Linked DNA regions of Homo sapiens: region 2 is linked to region 1. The links are chromatin loops, found by intact Hi-C in ENCODE. Cell type or tissue: endothelial cell of umbilical vein. All regions are shown on one strand. Links, peaks and the distances in the headings refer to the core of each region. The heading gives the core; the rest is flanking DNA.

Region 1 (5,385 bases), core at 154-5,153:
AGATCATGTTTGAGCACAAGTCAACATATGTTCATCTTTTTATAATTCCATGTTTAATTCAGTGTCCTGTGTATAGGTGTTACCCATATATATCTGTTAAGTGACTACCTTTTTTGAGAAAGACTTATATTTTTGTTTGTTTGGTCAGTTGGTTCTTGAGACAGGGTCTTGCTCTGTCACCTGCGCCTCAACCTCCCAGGCTCAAGTGATTCTCCCACCTCAGCCTCCTGAGTAGCTGGGACCACAGGCACATACCACCATGCTAGGCTAATTTTTTAAAAATTTTTATAGAGACAGGGTCTCCCTATGTTGCCCAGGCTGGTCTTGAACTCCTGGGCCCAAGTGATCCTCCCATCTCAGCCTCCCCAAAGGCTAGGATTATAGGCCATGCCTGGCCATATTTTGTTATTAAAGGGAAAACTCAAAGTGAAATTTTGAGGCCTGATGCACTATTTGCATTTTATCCTTAAAATGGCTCTTTTATCCATTTTCCAACATGTACTTCCATATGCATAAGAAGCATGATTTTTCTTATAAGTGATAATTAGAAAAACCCAGAAAGATCAATTTAAATAAAACAATTAAATACATATAAGAAATGGACGTGCCTTAAAACTGATATGAATAAATCAGAAATATTTTAGGCAAACAGAGTAACATCCAGTCAAGTTTAGAATTGGGGGCTAAAGTGTTCATCTGAAGGATAGAAGATTTTAGTGGGATGTCAAATCCTGTAGGCCAGCAAAATAAAAAAAAAATCTAATCAAGAATTCTTAGACTTGTGAAAGCTTGTTGGAAAGAAGCTAATGGCAATGATGGAAAGGTATGTAGGTATACAGCCACAAACACACAAAACCAAATGTTCTAAGAGAATAGATTCTGAAGAGGTAAGTCAAGAAAGGTAAAAAAGGAATAGAGGGCAAAGAAAATTCTTTTTTTTACGTTTTTTATTTTATTTTATTTTAGGTTCTGGGGTACACACGCAGGATGTGCAGGTTTGTTACATAGGTAAACATGCGCCCTTATGATTTGCTAGACCTATCAACCCATCACCTAGGTATTAAGCCCAGCATGCATTAACTATTCTTCCTGATGCTCTCCCTCCATCCATGCCCTCCACCCTGCCAGGCAGGCCCCAGTGTGTGTTGTTTCCCTCCCTGTGTCTATGTGTTCACATTGTTCAGCTCCTATTTATAAGTGAGAACATGCAGTGTTTGGTCTTTCTGTTCCTGTGTTAGTTTGCTAAGGATAATGTCTTCCAGCTCCATCAATGTTCCTGCAAAGGACACGATCTTGTTCCTTTTTATGGCTGCACAGTATTCCATGGTGTATATGTACCACATTTTCTTTATCCAGTCTATCATTGATGGGCATTTGGGTTGATTCCATGTCTTTGTTATTGTGAATAGTGCTGCAATGAACATACACATGCATGTATTTTTATAATAGAATGACTTATATTCCTTTGGGTATATATCCAGTAATGGGATTGCTGGGTCAAATGGTATTTCTGGTTCTAGATCTTTCAGGAATTGCCACACCATCTTCCACAATGGTTGAACTAATTTACACTCCCACCAACAGAAAAAAGTGTTCCTATCTCTCTGCAGCCTCACCAGCATCTGTTGTTTCTTGACTTTTTAATGATCACCATTCTGACTGGCATGAAATCATATCTCATTGTGGTTTGGATTTGCATTTCTCTAATGATCAGTGATGTTGAGCTTTTTAGATAATCCTATTCTTAAGACTTTGAAGTTTTATGGCAAATTTTGTGGTGCCAGATAAATCCTTAATAACACACCTTGTGTTTGTACTGTACTGTGATGAGAGATTGCCTTATTAGTAGATAATATTTTTAAAAATATTTGTACGTGATTTCTAAAGCAGACTGGAAGCAGACAGTCCTGGGTTAAACACACAGGATGAGTGATCTTGGCAGTTGTAGGTGGTATGCACCAGTGATTTCATAGGAACAGTATTCATCAGAATAGACTGGAAGCAACTGGTATCACTGCAGACTTCTAGGGTACCTCAGGGAATGGTTTCCTAACTCTTTTTAAGGATCTGGGTGACATATTGGCTAACGTACTCGAGGACCAAGAAAGGATCCATGGCTTAGAAACAAGAGTAAACATCAGATATTGGCCGTAGAATTAAATGTCACTGAAAAGATTAAGCCAGGAGCCAGGGAGTAACCTTAAGCAGAGAAGTCTCCCTTTCCAAGAGCCTCATGCTACATTTGCAGAAACTGTCCAAGAGCCTAAGCATCTCTAAGTTCTATATGAATAGGAAACTTCACCAGATAAGGAAAGGAAATCAAGTGCTATAGAGATTGATGAAGCCGTTTATCTAGGGTGAACTTCAAGTACTTGGCAATGGGAGCCCCCCATTTTAGGGTAAATCCGAGTTCAGACCAGCAGAGGGCAGTGTAGCAAACTTTGAAACCTCAAACGGCTGGGACTTAAAGAGAGTATGAATCCAGTACTGAGGGGCTGTTAGTGAAGAAGGGATGAAGGACTATCTGTGGGATCAGGGCTGCCTTGAAAAGATAAAGAAATGGTCAGCACTGCACTCCAGCGTGGGCAACAGAGAAAGACCCTGTCTACAATACAGTACAATACAATACAGTACAATACAAAACACACAGAAATGATCAGGAGTGAACCTACACTTGTGATGTGTAGGTATGAGAAGTGGAACAATTAGGAATTAATCTCCACTTCATTTCAAAGAAGATGGATCAGTAAGCAGCTGGTCCCTTTTTTCTGACTCCAGGAACAGGAAAAGGACCACAACAAGTCACAGTCACTCTTTCGGGAATCTGCAACTGGCACCCCCGATTCTTCTGCCCAGGTGAAATCCTAACACTCAGCTTTCTCCTGCACACCTCTTCTTGATATAGGCTTGACAGGGGGCTGGCACTGTGGTGCTGTGGATCATGAGAAGCCCTTACCTCCCCATCTGCTGCCAGCCCACATAAATGGAGAAATAGCCCACCCTGTTCCAAGGTGGAGAGGACATAAAAACATTGCTTCCTTCCTTACCCACTGGAATTCAAATCATTAGGCTTCCACTTTTAAAAGTGTTGGTATATTATGAGAAATTTGTTTTGTCTCCATATGTGGGTTAGAGAAGGGGACAAGTGAACTATTTTTACTGTGAGTTTTTTCTTTGAGTTTATTGCCCAGTCTAAGCTGTAAAAAGAGGTCCTAGGGGGCATTCAGAATTGCTGTCCCTTAAGCCAGTAGATGGCAAGTGCTGAGAAACACTGCAACTGTAAGACACCAGTATAAACCCAGAAGCCTCACTCCACTAACTCTTGGAAAGAAATGTGTGCAGAAAGACATCCTGAAGACCTGAGTGACCGCTCAGTGAGGGGTCAAAGGAGCTTTCCTACTGGCAGGCTATGGAATACTTTGTCTATAAAAATGGAGATTTCCTTACATTACATGGCAGTTAGCATGCTTACTAGTGATCCACCTCAAGCTTTTACTACTGCAGAACCACCTGTGCCTTGCTTTCTTGCTGGTCCCTAAATAGCATGTCATGGCAGATTGTGAATGCTTTAAGTTCTGTGAGCAGTAATTACTCAGGACCTTCTCCAAGTCCCTCTTTTCTGTTTTACAGTTCACAATTCACAAAAGCTTTGATTTTCCAGGCCCCAAACTCTGGATCTCATACCCTAAATTTGGTGTCTGCCTTTGGAACTTTCAGATTTGGCAGGTTTCAAACCCTAACCAGGTTCTTGGATCTTGGTCCCATAGCATGGCTTTAAGTATTGTCTCCAACCTAAAGGGTGTCCTATTGCCTCCAAGGAGGGCCCCTCGTTCCCTCTGCCACATGTAACTGGCCAATGAGACCAGCCTCTGGTCCCCAAGACCTCCAAAGGGAACTTTGAATTGTCAGCAGCTCAGCGGGGTATCTAGAGAAAACATCCCCTCCATTATATGACAGATAAGTTGACAAAACAGGCCCACAGAGTAGTCTTAGACCACTTGTATCTCTGATACCAGGGTTATGCCAGAAAATTCAAGATCAATTAAACATGAATTTAAAACAATCCATGTCCACCATGACTTTCTGAGTGGACAGAAAATAAGAAATCAATAAATACTGTCTGAGGTTTAAACTTGTACTTAAGTAAGAACACACACATGCACACACATAAGAACATTCCATAAAGACTATAGCATTATGATTTTATATGTACTATTATTTATTAAACTGATGCTCCTAAAAAAGTAGAGGAAAATGCAGTTCTGTTTACTTTTCATAATATTACCTCCAAAGAGCTCTTTTGAGAACTAACATCTCTAGATTTTTTTTTTTTTTTTTTTTTGAGATGGAGTCTCACTCTGTTGCCAGGCTGGACTGCAGTGGTGCGATCTCAGCTCACTGCAACCTCCACTTCCCAGGTTCAAGCAATTCTCCTGCCTCAGCCTCCCAAGTAGCTGGGACTACAGGCATGCGCCATCACGACCAGCTAATTTTTGTATTTTTAGTGGAGACAGGTTTTCACCATGTTGGCCAGGATGGTCTCAATCTCTTGACCTCGTGATCTGCCCACCTCAGCTTCCCAAAGTGCTGGGATTACAGACATGAGCCACCACTCCTGGCCTAACATCTCTAGTTTTAAAGAAAAGTCTATCTGAAGTTTCAGCAATTCCATCAGTTTTACTTTTTCTTTTTCTTCTGTTAAAGTCAAGCAAATATCAATACAGATGTTCCTCAACTTACCATGAGGTTATCTCCTGATAAACCTGTCATAAGTCAAAAATATTGTAAGCCAAAAATGCATTTAATACCCAGATATACCCATTGTAAAGTCAAAAAATGATAAGTTAAACCATCATAAGTTGGAGACCATCTGTAGTTATTATTTAAAAATAGTGTGTATAATATAATCCATTGTGTACATACTCAACAATTTATTCAATCTACTATTGGTGGACATAAGTTTGGTTTCTAGTTTGGTGCTATTATGCACAAATGCTGCCATAAACATTCTTGTATGTATATCCTGGTGCACATGCCCATAAGCTTCTCTTAAAAATACCTGAGTGGGATTACTGATGTAACATATATGAATCTTCAACTTTACTAGGCAAAGCAAAACTGCTTTTCAATGTGGTTTTACCAATCTACATTCCTTCAAGAAGTGCATGAGAAGAATCTCTCTTGTTATACATCCTTCCCCTATACTTGGTATTTTCGGAATTATTGTATCTTTTTTTTTTTTTTTTTTTTTTTTTTTTGAGACGGAGTCTCGCTCTGTTGCCGAGGCTGGACTGCAGTGGTGCAATCTCCGCTCACTGCAAACTCCACCTCCCGGGTTCACGCCATTCTCCTGCCTCAGCCTCCCGAGTAGCTGGGACTACAGGT
Region 2 (5,385 bases), core at 72-5,071, 340 kb after region 1:
TGCTGTTAAGGACCACATTTTGAGGTCCTCTTGACCACTTTGAGGTCTGATTGTTTGAGTCCACCCCCTGCCCCCATTGGGCAGATGAAAAACACAGCCAGGAAAATTGAACCCAAGAAAAACTAGAACCCACGTATTCTTGTTCACAGTCCAGTTAAAAGCAACTTGTATTTATTGGCTCCTGGCCAGTAGTTTTCAGACTTTTTATAAAACGGTCACTCAGGGAACCAGTTAAAAGTCTAGCTCCAAGAGCCCACCCTCACAGATACTGACACAATGCACCTGCCGGGACAGTGGGTTTAGCCTGGGCTGCACGTTGGGATTAAAGATTCTGATGCCATTCATCTGGGCATTGGGAGTCTTAAAAGCTCCCAGGTGATTCATATGGATAGGAAGGTTGAGAAACTCTGGTCTGGGGTGAGGTCCAGGAGCTTCCCTTGCACAAACATGCCAGGTGATTGGGTGGAACTCCTGGCAGGTCCAGGCTTCGCAGGCTAGTGCATTCATAGCCTTGCTTCCCACTGTAAGAAACACGGCCAGGCGCAGTGGCTCACGCCTGTAATCCCAACACTTTGGGAGGCCGCAGCAGGTGGATCACTTGAGTCAGGAGTTCCAGACCAGCCTGGCCAACATGGTGAAACTCCGTCTCTACTAAAAATACAAAAATTAGCCAGGCATGGTGCGCACCTATAATCCCAGCTACTCAGGAGGCCGAGGCAGGAGAATCACTTGAACCTGGGAGGTAGAGGTTGCAGCAGTGAGCTGAGATTGCACCATTGCACTCCAGCCTGGGCAACAAAACCAAAACTCTGTCAAAAAAAAAAAAAAGAAGAGGCCGGGTGCGGTGGCTCACTCCTGTAATCCCAGCACTTTGGGAGGCCAAGGTGGGCGGATCACGAAGTCAGGAGATTGAGACCATCCTGGGCAACATGGTGAAACCCCATCTCTACTAAAAATACAAAAATTAGCCGGGCATGGCGGCATGTACCTGTAATCCCAGCTACTTGGGAGGCTGAGGCAGGAGAATCGCTTGAACCCGGAAGGCGGAGGTTGCAGTGAGCCGAGATTGTGCCACTGCACTCCAGCCTGTGCAGCAGAGTAAGACTCTGTCTCAAAACAAAAAACAAACAAGACCAGAGAAACACAGTGGAGCAGGATGAGAGTGAGAGTGGGTTTGGAGAATGACTAGTAGAAATGGGTGGCATGGATGGAAACATTCAGACAGAAGCAAATGTGGGCAATCACATTGGTGTGTGATTTTGATCCTTTCAACTCTCCTACTCACTTCCTTGTCTTCTTGGCACTTCCTAAAGAGTCAGAAGGAAGCTTACTGCCTGGTTCTGGTGACTGGAAGAAGAGAATGATTCAAATCAGAATTCTGAGGTGTCTTTCCTAGCTAGCTCCAAGCCAGGTTATAGCCCAAGTAGTTAATGTAATCTCCCTGAACCCATCTGTAATATAGGAATATTGATATCTGCCATCTTAATCTTAGGAGGGTTTTGTGAGAATTAAATTTTAAAGCACCATGTCACCGATAAAGCACTATAAAAGTAAAAGCTATTATTACATTAATCAGTGATACATAAATGGAAGCTGAAGGTAAAAGATGTATTTCTTCATTAAATTATACCTGAAAACTCTTTTCAGAACTTGTATCTAGAGACACACATTTAAATCAAATACTTAGAATACCTGGGTGTGATATCAGCATTTTGACAAGATATTGTTTCTTCTCAAATAATGGAAGTATGGGCAGCCCTATTAAGATGTCTGAGTGAGAAGAGGAACATCAAAGTTTTCAGTAATAAAACCCCAATGAAGAAGTCTTGCATTTCTTTTTTTTTTTTTTTTTTTTTTTTTTTTTTTTTAGTGACAGTCTCACTGTGTCTCCCGGGCTGGAGTGCAGTGGTGTGATCAAAGGCACTACAGCATCGAACTCCTGGTCTCAAGCAATCCTCCTGCCTCAGCCTTCCAAGCAGCTGGAATTACTGACACAAGCCATCATGCCCAGCTAAGGTTTTGTAGAATCAGGCTGTATTCGTCCGTTTTCATGCTGTTGATAAAGACATACCTGAGACTGGACAATTTTACACAAGAAAGAGGTTTAGTGGATTCACAGTTCCACATGGTTGGGGAGGCCTCACAATCATGGTGGAAGATGAAAGGCATGTCTCCCATGGTGGCAGACAAGAGAAGGGAGCTCGTGCATGGAAACTCCCCTTTATGAAATGATCAGATTTCGTGAGAATTATTCACTATCATGAGAACAGCATGGGAAAGACCCAACCCCATGATTCAGTTATCTCCCACGGGGTCCCTCTCACAACACCTGGGAATTGTAAGAGCTACAATTCAAGATGAGATTTGGGTGGGGAAACAGCCAAACCACATCACAGGGTCTCACTATGTTAATCAGGCTGGTCTTGAACTCCTGGCCTCAAGAGATCCCTCTGGGTTGGCCTCCAAAACACTGGGATTAGAGGTGTGAGCCACCATGCTTGGGAGAAGTTTTATATTTCTTATAGCTTGAAAGGTGGGGGAGAAACATATGGGGTAATAATGCAGTATGATTATTTAATGTAATTGAATGTTTACAGTCCTGTGGTTTCTTATTACAAGAAGACTTTTAGAAATACTTTTTTCTAGACAAGTTACAAATACCTGATTATCTCTTCAGTATTGTGAGCTCTGTGTTGACAGCCCCTGTCTTCTGCATAAGAGCTCAAAAGGCATTACTTATAATTACACATTTTTTCAGTCAGAAATTTTCCTAGGTAAGTTTATCAATCATGTGGATATTCAGGTACTCAAAAGAGTATTATAGCTATGAGGGGATGTAAAAGAAAATCTGTTTCAGAGAGCAAGTGAAGAGTGCCCTCTGGTGGTGTCAAGCAACAACTGAACTGTATCATGTTCAATCTTTATTCAGAATTACTGAATTCCAGTTCTTCTACATTCTTAAAAGTCGGACTTTCACCTTAACCATAAGGAATTTTTACACTTCTAAAGGCCCACTGCACAGTGGAGTACATTATGACATACTTTTTAGATTGTGTTATTTAGGACATCTTTTACATAAGCCTTGAAGATAATTTTAGTAAGGACAGTGTTCCATTAAGAAATAATGTCTTACTAAAAAGAAACACTGCAGGTTGTCAATATGGTCCCTTTAAATGGGATCTCTTTTTAAATTATGTTTTAGTTTTTGTGGGTACATAGTAGGCGTATATATTTACAGGGTACATGAGATATTTTGGTACAGGCATGCAATGCGTAATAATCACATCATGGAAAATTGAGTATCCATCTAAATGGGATCTCTTGTATAATCTGACATTGACCCACAGTCTTTTATTACTTATTTTTGTTGTTGTTGTTTACTGATTCCATTCTAAAGGAACTCGTGGACTCTCCTCCAGCAGATTTTGGGAATAACCATCTAGGATGGTCAGGTATGATCCTAGATGGAGACAGACTATTGAACCAGATGCCAGTCCAGAGTCCCTTCCCACTGTTTGGTTTTATGTTACATTTTCCCCGGCAATAAGTTTCCCCATTAATGCTGTGCAGCCTCAACAAACAAAAGCCCACCTAAGGAAGTAGAGCGTGGACCGGGCACATCGTCAGAACACCACAGCAGGAGCTTCTCACACGGCAGCCCCTCCTCTGCATTTTCCAAGATTTTTACTGTGAGGAAATTATGATTGTAATTAGGTTTTTATTAATATAGTTTTAAGTGGATTTTTTGGGTCTGTTTGATTGCTTTTGGGCAGAAGCAGTTTAACAGGGGACTAGAAAAACTACTATCTGAACTAGTTAATGAAAGTTGTGGAGAATTAATTTCATGAAGAAATGAGAGAACTTGAAGAGCCAGTGTGGAGATTGATAACTATAAGGGCTCAATATGTGGCCCGATGATCTCAATGAAAGAGTGATAAATGACCACGCGCAGTGGCTCACATCTCTAATCCTAGCACTTTGGGAGGCTGAGGTGGGTGGACTGCCTGAGCCCAGGAGTTCAAGACCAGCCTGGGTAACATGGCAAAACGCTGTCTCTACTAAAAATACAAAACATTAGCTGGGTGTGGTGGCGCGCACCTAAAATCCCAGCTACTCAGGAGGCTGAGGCACAAGAATCACTTGAACCCGGGAGGCAGAGGTTGCAGTGAGCCGAGATCACACCACTGCACTCCAGCCTGGGTAACAGAGCGAGACTGCGTCAAAAAAAAAAAAAAAAAAAAAAAGAAAGAAAGAAAGAAAGTGATAAATAACACTTGAAATATCTGACATACTGGCAGTGAGGGAGAGGCCACACTTCTAGAAGGTAGAAAAGCAGTATGAAAGGACAGGTCAACAATATGTCTATTTGCACCAAGTCAAACAGAAATGTGGTTTGATTCTCAAGTGTGAAACAGTCTTTCCCTGGACTTTGACTTTGGGCATTGTCCTTACGTTAATAGGTGTGGGTCCAGCCTCTTCTTTCTTCTTGACAAAAGAAAACCAACCATGTGATTTGGGGTGTAAGCAAAACCTCCAAGGTTGGAGTTTGTGTTTTAAAGAACTTTTACAAACTGGAGCAGGCGGATATAGCTACAGATGCTGAGGAGCTCAGAAATTAAGTAGAAATGGAGACCCTTGACCTTCAGAAATAGCCCACATCTTCAAGAAATTTTGAGTAATTTTAGAAACAAAATACACTATAAATACAATAAACTATCCTATATTGTGTTAAGAAACATGCCTGCTATGCAGCCACAGAAACATTTACCATTTTCCAGGCAGTCCAAATTAATTCAGAAAGTGTGTGTGTGTGTGTGTGTGTGTGTGTGTGTGTGTGTGTGTGTGTGTGAGAGAGAGAGAGAGAGAGAGAGAGAGAGAGGATTAGAAAGGGCAACATACTGGTTTCTAAATTGAGGATGACAGAAATTACATTTGAGCAACTGTGAAAGTTTTAAGAATTTTCAATTATTTCTAGAAAGCAAAGCAAACAAGAAACCCCACAGAGTTTTTGAGGAATGTTTTACAAAAATAACAGGCAATCAGGAGCAGAATCGATCACAAAATGGTGGCTATCACACAGCACTGCTTTGATTTAGTAGCCTAGCAAGCAAAAGCTTCATACAAAGGTCCTTACAAAAGGCTTATAGACACAGACAGGGGTAGGAAACATAGTACTCTGTGTACAGAGAAGGACAGCCTGGGATTCTGGCTGGGTCGTCCTGTTATCCTAAATGTGACTTACAGCTATTCTTTATTTGGAAAAAAAAAAAAAAGCAGCATTAATTACATAAGCATATTGGACTATTTAATGATCAAATTATTCTATGTATAAACACTGGCCAGGCGTGGTGGTTCACATCTGTAATCCCAGCACTTTGGGAGGCC

Evidence for each region. Hi-C counts contacts between places; a loop is a spot of excess contacts. Peaks named below come from ENCODE experiments on the same cell type or tissue, not always from the same donor. Only the 100,000 strongest peaks of a DNase experiment are listed, where the experiment ranks them.
Region 2: it touches region 1 in a loop (20-fold over the local background); 76 of 110 quality-filtered maps call a loop at or near these places.

Annotation. Positions count from the first base shown.
Region 1 is chr6:105,421,404-105,426,788 of GRCh38, reverse strand. No RefSeq gene overlaps it. Among named protein-coding and RNA genes, the nearest start is that of PREP, 21 kb to the right of the region's middle. RefSeq lists an enhancer at 2,319-2,368. In endothelial cell of umbilical vein, for the core only: a CTCF peak has its summit at 2,419 (motif pointing right); a DNase peak (open chromatin) is centred at 2,448; H3K27me3 peaks cover 140 bases.
Region 2 is chr6:105,085,272-105,090,656 of GRCh38, reverse strand. No RefSeq gene overlaps it. Among named protein-coding and RNA genes, the nearest start is that of POPDC1, 49 kb to the left of the region's middle. In endothelial cell of umbilical vein, for the core only: a CTCF peak has its summit at 2,895 (motif pointing left); a DNase peak (open chromatin) is centred at 2,856.